Linked DNA regions of Homo sapiens: region 2 is linked to region 1. The links are chromatin contacts, found by Hi-C or POLR2A ChIA-PET in ENCODE. All regions are on one chromosome and are shown on one strand. Each heading gives the region's core, a stretch centred on a gene start or an enhancer-like site at or near the end of the contact. The rest is flanking DNA. Distances are from core to core; before and after follow the strand shown. Region 1 overlaps JUN-DT (JUN divergent transcript). Region 2 overlaps FGGY (FGGY carbohydrate kinase domain containing).

What was found. A loop is a pair of places that touch in the nucleus more often than their neighbours do. ChIA-PET counts read pairs that join two places held with the same protein, here RNA polymerase II (POLR2A). Pooled maps may share reads with other maps.
Region 2: a loop to region 1 is called in a map with no recorded cell type, with 12 times the contacts of the local background. The contact joins two enhancer-like sites. A Hi-C loop is called at or near these places in 3 of 37 single-sample maps with no recorded cell type and 4 of 50 pooled maps. POLR2A ChIA-PET finds 5 or more read pairs at or near these places in 1 of 52 experiments (activated naive CD4-positive, alpha-beta T cell).

The regions. Positions count from the first base shown.
Region 1 is chr1:58,815,215-58,820,571 of GRCh38, reverse strand. The region is part of intron 1 of JUN-DT (JUN divergent transcript); the gene reads right to left. LOC101926907 (a long non-coding RNA gene) reads right to left here. Exons shown (of 2, transcript XR_246327.5): 2 at 4,530-5,304. Among named protein-coding and RNA genes, the nearest start is that of JUN-DT, 33 kb to the right of the region's middle. RefSeq lists silencers at 4,049-4,198, 5,011-5,210 and an enhancer at 4,652-5,357. Within about 2 kb of position 2,356, at least 3 of the 41 ENCODE cell types and tissues checked have a DNase peak (open chromatin) inside an H3K27ac peak, as active enhancers do.
Region 2 is chr1:59,331,586-59,337,184 of GRCh38, reverse strand. All of the region lies in intron 2 of FGGY (FGGY carbohydrate kinase domain containing), which reads right to left. Among named protein-coding and RNA genes, the nearest start is that of FGGY, 37 kb to the right of the region's middle. Within about 2 kb of position 3,449, at least 3 of the 41 ENCODE cell types and tissues checked have a DNase peak (open chromatin) inside an H3K27ac peak, as active enhancers do.

The DNA of each region.
Region 1 (5,357 bases), core at 1,107-3,606:
CCAAAGCAGGTGGATCATCTGAGGTCGGGAGTTCGAGACCAGCCTGGCCAACATGGTGAAACCCCTTCTCTACTAAAAATACAAAATTAGCTGGGCATGGTGGCGCATGCCTGTAATCCCAGCTACTTAGGAGGGTGAGGCAGGAGAATCGCTAGAATCGGGGAGGCAGAGGTTGCAGTGAGCCAAGATCATGCCACTGCACTCCAGCCTGGGTGACAAGAGTGAAACTCTGTCTCAAATTAAAAAAAAAAAAGGAAGAAAAAAAAGGAAGAGACGTGTAAAGAATATTAAAGTGTTAGCAAATGCCAAAAGATAATTCTACATGGGTACATGGGCACGTGTACAAAAGGAATCAGTCCCCTTCATTTGGATATAGGCAGGAGTCCAGAAAAGCTCCTAAAGTAAGCTGCATTTCAGCTGAAGCTTGGGGAACAGGGGCTCCCCAGACAAGCGGGGAGGAGCGGTAGTGAGGGTGTTCCACGGAGAGGAAAAGCCTGAGCAACGGCCAGGAAGGAGGAGGACACATTCTGGAAACTAGAGGTGATAAAGTCAGTCCGAAGTGTGGACTGTGAGCTGGGGTTCAGTAAGAGACCAGGCTATGAAGTAAGCAGGGTGTTTACAGAAAAGATACCACACTGGAGTCAGGCAGACCTGAGTTCAAGAGCTGACCATGTCACAAGCTAGTCAGTCAGTCCGCTCTGAGCTCAACTTCCTTGGAAGTCAATGACTAGGAGGAGGGGGGCAAAGGATCACCAGCTCTCCAGTGAGGTTGGTGGAGGCACGGAGCTGGAAACAAAAGTGCTGGAAAGACTTGTTTTGTTTCAAAACAAAATACTGAAAATGTCCCCTTGCTTTGATTTGTTTTGAATCATGATATTTTGCTTATTTTGAATTTGAAACTCATTAAAAGAGGATGTAAGGTTTTTGTGTTTATCTAGGGTGACTTGGATTATAAAAGAGGCAGAGAAACTCTGGGTGAGGCGATCTTAAAGTCCCCTCTGATCCTCACCTCCAGCTCTAAAATGACTGACATTTGGGCATACAGGGAAAAAGCAGAGAGGTGCAGCGAATCAGATACTGAACTTGAAGTCAGACCCAACTTCTTCCAACTCAGACTTTGCCACTCACTTTCTCGGCAAGTTAACAAGCGTCTTGGAGTGTCAGTTTCCTCTTCTATAATATGATCTTTTCCTCATAGCCTTATTTTGAGGTTTATTTGAAATAATGGATTTGAAAGCAACTGTCACATAGTAGGTGCTCAATAAATGTCAGCTGAGTATACTGTCTTTGTTCTCTCCATATCCCTGTCTCTAATCATAATAGTTTCCTTGTGAATACCTACCATCTGCTGAGTGTTGTCCACAGGCTATCTCTTTTACAAGCAGAAATTAATGATTTAATTCTTTGTTGTCAGTTGAGTTCATTGAATTGCCTCAAGGCGGTTCTGACCCTCAGAATAGAGACACAATGTTTGATGGGAATTTAGGGTATTCTGTCTGGAACTACACAGGTTTAAAATCTTTTGAAATTTAAAGTGGCTTTTTATTACTTTGGAAACCTATCCACTGCACGTTTTTATTTCTAACCATTATCCGTTTTCTCCCTTACTTTCCACATTTAACTCAAGGCTTCAAATACAAAAGCCAAGTTTGAAATAATCACAACATTTAAGCAATGAATGTAATGACAGCTTATATTTCCATGGCAGGAAGATGTACACTATATTTAATAGCTTTAGCCATTTACAGCAAAAATTACCACGGGGACTCCAAAGACAGAGGGTAGGAGGAGAATTCTGGGCCTTTGACTAAAGATGCCATAGTCATAAGCTGTTTTGGAAATGATTAAGTGATAAATACAGTAAATTTACCCTCAATTCTGGGAACCCCACAGTGCAGACATAATTCTACAGAAACAGAATTACTCTGCAAAGGCAGAAGTAATTATTATTATTGTTAAAAGGTCTAAACCTTAAGCCTGTGCTGTTTTATTCTCTTTAGCTGGAAGATCACTAAGTACACAGACGAGGGAACTTAGGTATGTGGAGCATCTATTAGACACCAACTTCTCTATCACTTAAAACCTAACCTCCCTCCACATTCCATGTAAGCACTTGGAACTGGACCCCCAAAAATTACAGTGAGGGAAACCAACAATCTTGAATATCTACGGTGTGCAAGCCACCTTATTATATAAAATATAGCATATGCATGCAATGCTTAATCATATATAAGGAATGCCAATAAGCTCAGAAAGGAACCCCTTGCCTTTGTTGAGGAGGCAGCTGTGTGTGGTATCATTCCTGGCTGCATGCCCATTGCCTAGCATTGTGTCTGATACATCCTGCAGGAATTAAGAATATGGAATAAGGAGCCAAACTTTGTAGATTCAAGTCCTACTTAGTAGCTGTGTGACTTTGGGTAAGTCATTTAACTTCTTCGTTCCTCAATTTCCTATTTGTGAAATGGGATGCTCTTAATACCTCTCTCATACTGTAATTGTAGAATTAAATGAGTTAATAAGGGTCAAATGCTTAAGACAGTGCTGGCAAACAGTAAGAGTTGCAAACATCATCACTTGTGGAATTGCTGGATAATGGGGACCTCACCATCACCCTGTGACATAAAGTGTAATAAACTCCTTTTTCCAGGTGGGGAAACTGAAGAAAGTACACCTGCCTGGTCATCCAGTTCTTAAGTGGCCTAAACAAGATTCCTACCTAGGCCTAACTAACACTAATAACAAAACATAGCATTTAATTAGTTTTTTTTCAAATGTTCTAGGCCTTTACAGATAGGCACATATTTACTTCTCACAACAATTATATGAGGTAAGTGTCAGTAACTCACATTTTACAGATGCAGAAACTGAGACTGAGGTTAAGTAATTTTCCCAAGGCCATATAGTCAGCAAATGTCAAGTGTGGGTTGTTTTGTTTGTTTTATATATTTTTTTCAACTTTTATTTTACTTTATTTTGAAACGGTGTCCAGCCCAGTGCCTAGGCTGGAGTGCAGTAGCAGGAACATGGCTCACTGCAGCCTCGACTTCCTAGGCTCAAGCAATCCTTCTGTCTCAGCCTCCTATGTAGCTGGGACCACAGGTGCACGCCACCATGCCTAGCTAATTTTTAAATTTTTTGTAGAGATGAGGTCTCACTTTGTTGCCCAGGTGGGTCTCAAACTCCTGGCCTCAAGCCATCCTCCCCCTTCTGTCTCCCAAAGTGCTGGAATTAAAAGAGTGAGCCACTGCACCCGTCCCAACTTTTATTTTATAATTGGGGGTACATGTGCAGGTTTGTTACAAAGGTATATTGCCTAATGCTGAGGTTTTTAGTATAATTGAGCTTGTCACTCAGATAGTGAGCATAGCACCCAAGAGGTAATTTTCCAGCCCTTGCTCTGCTCCCTCTCCCACTAACTCTAGTAGTCCTCAGTGTCTATCATGTCCACCTTTATGTCCATGTGTACCCATTGTTTAGCTCCTGCTTATAAGTGAGGATATGTGGTATTTGATTTTCTTTTCCTGATTAGTTCACTTAGGATAATGGCCTCCACCTGCATCCATGTTGCTGCAAAGGACACGATTTCATTCTTTTTATGACTGCATAGTGTTCCGTGGTGTGTATGAGCCATATTTTCTTTATCCAATCCACCATTGACAAGCACCTGGGTTGATTCCAAGTTTTTGCTATTGTGAATAGCACTTCGATGAACATAGGGATTCATGTGTCTTTCTGGAAGAACCACTTATTTTTCTTTCGGTACAGACCCAGTAATGGGATTGCTGAGTGGAAGGTAGTTCAACTCTGGGTACTTTTAGAAAACCCAGGCCAGAGAACCTGACTGTCCCCTACATGGAAGAAAAGGGCCAGGTCTCTGGAACCTGAAATTCAGCTAGCTGAGCTGCAGATCTGGCTGGCGTTCCTATGGCCAGAACTTGGACCTGAGGACTGTACGAGGACTGAGGATTGAGGCTGGGTCTCTGGGGCCGCCTGGGGCTCTGGGGCCGCCGGTGGGTTAGCGGGCCTGGAACACGGGTGTGGCCCGCAGCGCCAGTTTACAACGGCCGGCAGGACCGCAGGGAGGAGCAAAAGCAGGAAGTGCCGCGCGCGCTCGCACCGAGGGAACCCCGGCGGCGCCCCGCCTTTGCCGGCGTCTGGGCTCTGTGCCCGCCGCCCTCCCCGGCCGTTCGCCCGCGAGTCCCTTTCGCTTTTAACCCCAGCCGCGCTGATTGCCTGCGATTACTCAGAATCGCCCCCACTTGGCTGGCTGAGCGACAAAAATCAGCAGTAGCTGTCCGAGGAAAGCTCTTCGCAAACCGGCGCCCCCACCCAGCGGAAACACCCCAAGCCGGATCCCAGAAATCTCAGTCTTCTCCCAACCCCGGCTCTGCCTCTCTCTCTCAATGGGACTCGTCCGGGTCTCAGTTTGCCCATCTGTGCAGACGGTGTGAAGAATTTCTGCACAATCGAGAAAAAAAGGTGTGGAAACAGCCGAAAATAATTTTGATCCGAAATAACTTTGAGAGTTTTATAGTCTAATCGATTATTGTTTTAATAAGAATCTGTATTTTTTCATGCAAAAAGGAGTTTAACTGTCACCCAGGAAAATTCGCCTGTGGTTGGAGTTGCCCTGTGCGACACGCCCAGGGAAGCGCTGGAATGTCCCTTTCCGCTCCCATCTGTCTGTTAACCTGTAACCCGTTGTGCATGTATTTGATTCTTCCCGGTTAGAAGTTTTACAATCTCGGTGACGATAGGTGGGTTGGGGAGAGACTGGGTTTTGCAGCCAGATATTGGGTTACAATATCTTGCTGTACCATTTTTTTGCCTGTGGGACCTTGGTCAAGCCATTTCAACGTGCCGAGCCTCAGCCTCCCTTCTATAAAATGGGAAGAAGGAATCTCCTGCAGGGTTTCTGGGAAGATTCGGGCTGCTGTCTCTCTAGGGCCTACCATGTTCTGAGTGATCAGTGGAGAAGGGTGCTCATGGGTGGGGACTCCGACGGTCTGAGCCTGGATTTCTTCCACCTGCTCCTCCTTTTGGCCCCGTGGCTCCCCGGCCCTGCGAGAGGGCTGGGGCGTGGCGGGCTCCGAGCCTCCCGAGGCCTGCGTAGCGGCCGTAGCACCAGTTCCCGCCTCCCCCGCGGCCCGGCGCTGCGGGCGGGACCTGCGGCGACCTGTGGGCGGAAGTCTGTGGCTTTATTTACACAGAGGGCAGCCCGTGGAGGCTAGCCTTGTAAGGACGAATCGCTGGCGGGCCTGTGGGGGAGGCCAGGAAAGGCGGCCTTCGCCTGATAGGAATCTGTGAATAAATAAATACGTGAATGGAAGAATGCATTGAAATTCCCTCCTAGG
Region 2 (5,599 bases), core at 2,200-4,699, 520 kb before region 1:
GGCTTTTGGACTTGAACTGAGCCACACTACTGGCATTCCCTAGCTTACGGATGACCTATTGTGGAACTTCACATTTTTAATCATGTGATCCAATTCTCCCTAACAAACTTTCTTTCATATATATATATATATATATGACTATATACATATAAATATATATATATGAATATATACATATACATACATGTACATATACATATATATTTCCTACTGGCCTTGTCCCTCTGGAGAAACCTGACAAATACATTCAGGAATTAACATATCACAAGAAGTTCAAGACCTATACTCTGACAACTACCAAACATTGCTATGAAGAGCTAAAAATTGGAGAAATATGTCACACTCGTAAAATGGAAAATTCAACATTGTTCAGATGGTAATCTCTTCAAATTAACCTACAGATTCTCCACAACTCCATTAAAATCCTAGCAGGTTTTCTAACACCGCATGTTCTCACTCATAAGTGGGAGTTGAACAATGAGAACACATGGACACAGGGAGGGCAACATCACACACTGGGGCCTGTCAGGGGGTGCGGGGCAAGGGGAGGGAGAGCATTGGACAAATACCTAATGCATGTGGGGCTTAAAACCTAGATGATGGGTTGATGGGTGCAACAAACCACCATGGCACATGTATACCTATGTAACAAACCTGCACTTTCTGCACATGTATCCCAAAACTTAAAGTGAAAAAAAAAAAAAACTAGCAGGTTTTATTTATTTATTTATCTACTTATTTGTAGAAACTGACAAAATTGAATAGAAAGAACTTGGAAAATATATGCTATCTGACTTCAAAACTTACTATAAAACTAGCATTCCTAAGTTTATGTGGTATTGGTATAAGGATAAATTTATAAATCAATAGAACAGAGATATAAGAAGTAAACCCATTTATGGCAATTGGCTTTGGTAAATGTGCCTATATAATTTAATGGGGGAAAGGACAGACTATTTGACAGTGATGCTAGAACTATATGACTATATGCAAAAAAGAACTTAGACTCTTACCTCACACCATACACAAAACTTAACTCAAAACATATCACATCCCTAAATGTAAGACTAAAAATATAAAATGTGTAGAAGAAAACAGGAGAACATTGTTGCAACCTTGCATTAGATGAAGATTTTATAAAAAGCAAGCAAGACCCACAAAAGAAAAAATTTTGACTTCATCAAAATTTAAAAATCTTTTTCTTCAAAAGAAACAATTAGAAAACGAAAAGACAAGCTACAGACTGGAAGAAAATATTTGCAAACAACACATCTGATAATATACTTGCATATAAAATATATTTTAAAACTCAAATAATAAGAGGAAAAACAACCCAATGATAACATTGGCAAAAGATGTGGACACTTCTGCAAAGAAAATATACAAATGGCCAATGTACACATGAAAAAGTGCTCAAATCATTAGTCACTAAGGAAATGCAAATTAAAATCACAATAAGATACTACTGCACACTTACTAGAATATTATCACAAAGACTGACAATACCAAGTGTTAGAGAATTGTGGAGAAAGTGATGCCCTTATACATTGCTGATGGAAATGTAAAATACAGCCACATCTTACCACACAACCCGGCAACTTCAATACAAAATATTAACAAACCAAATAAAATAAAATAAAAACATACATCAACACAAAGAATTGTATGTGAATATTCATAGCAGCATTATTGATATTCCCAAGCTGAAAACCAACCAAATATCCATCATAGTTTAACCAACTGTTAAATAAAGTATTGTATATCCATATAACAGAATACTACTCAGCAAGAAAAAGGAACTACTGATATATGTAACAACATGGATGATCCTTAAAAACATTATGCTAAGTGAAAAGAGCCAGATATAAAAGAAAGCACGCTATGTGATTCTATTTATATAAAATTTCTAAAAAGAACACCTATAAAGACAGAAAGCGCCTCTGACTGGGGCTTGGGGTTGACTGCAAACAGGTGTAAGGAAACTTTTGGAGTAATAAGTGTTCTAAAACTGGAGTAGGTGATGATTGCACCACTGTATAAATTTACAAAATAACAGCATTATACATTTACAATGGCTGGATTTTATGATATATAAATCATACATCAAGCTGTTAAATACTTTTAAAACGAGTTGAGCTATGAAAGATAAAATGGAAAGACATCCATGATATATTAGTAAGGTTTTAAAAAAAAGAATATGCAACAAATTGTTAATAGTGGTTGCTCCTGAGGGTGGAACTGCAGGAGGAGGATATAGATTTTACACTTGTTTGTATAATTTTTAAAGTTGTAGAATAATAGATTTATCGATTAATTCTATTTTTTATTTTTGTTTCTATGGTTTCCTTTATAGAAAAAGCATGAGCGACCAGTTTCTATTAACTTAAAACATGACTACAACCTTTTAAATCCCATAAAAGTCAACTCAAAAATGTCCATCCTCATTTAGTGAAATTCACCTTAAAATATATAATTATTTTTTTCCTGTTTGGAAATACCAGATTTATAATTTAGAATTCCATTTCTTACTATTTAACATGTTCCTCAAACAAGAGCTTCACATAATTATGAGAAATGTCCAAAAAAGAAAAGCAGTAATTTTTTTCAAGTCATATTAATAAAGCATTGCCATATATTGAACATCTACTATGTGCCATATGTTTGACATACATATTATTTAATCCTTACAAAGCCCTCCAAAAGAAACATTTAATATTAGTTTTTCATGAAAAACAAGTGGGGGCCGGGTGCAATGGCTCACGCCTGTAATCCCAACACTTTGGGAGGCCAAGACGGGAAGATCACTTGAGGTCAGGAGTTTGAGACCAGCCTGGCCAACACGATGAAACCCCATCTCTACTAAAAAATACAAAAACTAGCCAGGTGTGGTGCCATGTGCCTGTAGTCCCAAATACTAGGGAGGCTGAGGCAGGAGAACTGCTTCAACCCAGGAGGCAAAGGTTGCAGTGACCCAAGACCATGCAACTGTACTCCAGCCTGGGCGACAGAATGAGACTCCATCTCAAAAAAAATAAAACAAAATAAAAGAAGTGGATGATTGGCGAGGGAAAGGGTGAACAGCAGGCACAGAGAGGTTAAGGAACTTGCACTTGTCACACAGCCAGTAGATTGCAGAGCCAGAATTCAAACTCAGTGTCTATTTTCTTTCCATTATACCATACTGCTCACCTCTGTCATCAGATAATTTCCTGTTGCCCAAGAGACTCATCCTGTGGAAAGGACATGTGATCTAGAGAACACTTGCTGCTGACCCATCTGTGACTGCTGGTAGTACCTTGACCCACAGTACCAAGTGAATACCCAGATGCCTTCACCACACTGATCTATCTAGACTTACAGTGTGAGGACCAAACCCATTTCCTGACAGGCAGTATGGCCTCATGACAATGAGTCACAAAGACTTGAATTCAAATCCTAGCTCTGCCACCATGGCTACGTGGCTGAAGGCAAGTTACACAATTCTAGCCATTGCAACTCCTCTCTTGCTTTGCTGGTTCATGTTTCTATAGCATTTACAGGTATGGCTATTTCTGCCTGGAATGTCCTTACAACTTGGCTTGGAAATCACTGGATAGTAGTTAAATCAGCGACTTTGGGGGCAGAAGACCTGAGTCTGAAATCTGGTTCTACTATTTCCGAGTTATATAACTTTGTGAAGTCAGATAAGCAGCTTCCTTGGCAGTACAAAACTATTACCTAAACCTGCATCTCCCAATGATATGAGAATTCAGCAAAATAAGGTGTGATGAGCTCAACATCTGGCATCAGTGCACAGTAAGTAGCAGTTTATATTAGAGCAAATTAGTTGCTTCAAATCTTTCCATGTGGGATACCAATCAATCAATCACCCAGCCCTAACTTCTACTTGCTATGTGGCCCAATTGGCTTCTGTGCCCAGAAAGTGCATGTCTGACTTGGGTAAGCCCATCTCACACAGGTCTGCAGTTAGTCAAAAGAGGACTTGGGTGAGAAAATATAGATGACTCAAACTCCATACCACAAGGCAGTTTGGGAGTAGAAACAAACACAGGATGTGGTGTCCAAAGAACTTCCTTCTGGTGCCAACTCCACCACTTCTAGGTCAGGTAATCCTGCACTAACTCCATCAACTTTCTGAGCCTCAGTTTCCTGAGTGAGAGATACCTCCCAAGTAAGAATCAAAGGCTTTGAATGGGATCAGTGGAGTCTGAAATTACTTTGAAACCAGTAAACCTTTATAGAAAATAGGATAGGAAATGCACTCAATGCCTTATTGTGTTCATGGAATGTTTTTATGTACAAAGCACAGCATGCTTGCTCTCTGTGTCACGTAAGCACATATAAAAATGACAAGCAAAAAGAGTAGGAATAGAAAAAATTGGATAGACTCAAATCTTTCTAAGAATCATGGCGGGAGTAACCTAGTAGGAGCAAGGAAAATATTTTCTTCAATGTATGTTATGAATCCCCTCAACAGACCTACAGAGTGCTCAATATTACAATCATGGCCTTCAGTCACAAAGACTCAGCGTCTCTATCTTTCAAACAGAGACCTCTCACAAGAAACTGGAAGAGTAACTGTGGCATGCATTTAAACCTGATCTAGCTAGGTAGCCACTACTATTTCCCCAGCCTTACAAGGAAATGCCTTATGATCATGCTCATCCACAGCTGAGGAACATCGCCATTCCCAACCCCTCACCCCACACCATCTAAACCATCCCAGAAAGATGACTGTCAGAGTCACACTACCCAGAAGGCCTCTGGGGCTTGACCTGGTGACCTAAGAATTCTTTTTTATATTCTTATTAATGGAAGAAGAAAGCAGCCCAGTAATCTCATTGTAACAGCTTGGAATCAAGAGAATTTCCCTAGCTAGAGAGAAAGCACATTGCTCTTCTAAAGAATTTCCAGAGAAAGAGATTTCTGCAACCTCATTTGGTAACCTGTTCCATGTCTAACAACTGTCAACTCGTAGCTATGGGGCAGCAAACAAATATTTGGGGAAGGGATTGTGTATCACTTTCTTCTTATTGTGGGAAATGGTTCAATTCTGCATGTGTTTTAAATCAGCAAGATCTGCCATATTGGGTGGGGAGATGGTGTTTCTTAGAAACCCTCCAAACTGAGAACTGGAGGGTCAGATGCATACCTGGTTTTATCCTTAGCTCTATTTAGAGCAAGGGTCAAAGCCTGGGGCTTCATAGACATAATCCAGCTTGCAGTAGAGTTCTGAGTGGCAGGTACTGTATTCTTTTAAATCTTGATTTGAATGCCTTTGTCAGCTTTGGGGGCGTGCGAGGAGTTATGCAATCACCAGTTCCCTCAGGCTCCATCACTACCTGTTGGTTACACAGTTCAATCACTCACTTAGCCATAAGTCCTTAGCGAAAATAATCAAGCCCCTTCTAGGGTCAGGCTGTGCAGAATTTTCTCTTCTAGGTATTGGAAAAACAATGGAGAGAAAAACTTTTTTTTTTAATCCTTGCTCTTTTGGAGATTACATTTTAGTAGGGATAGACAATACCCAATAAATCAAATAAATTACATAGTGTAGATATAGTATACTAGCAAGTGATTACTCAGGGGGATTAGGAAT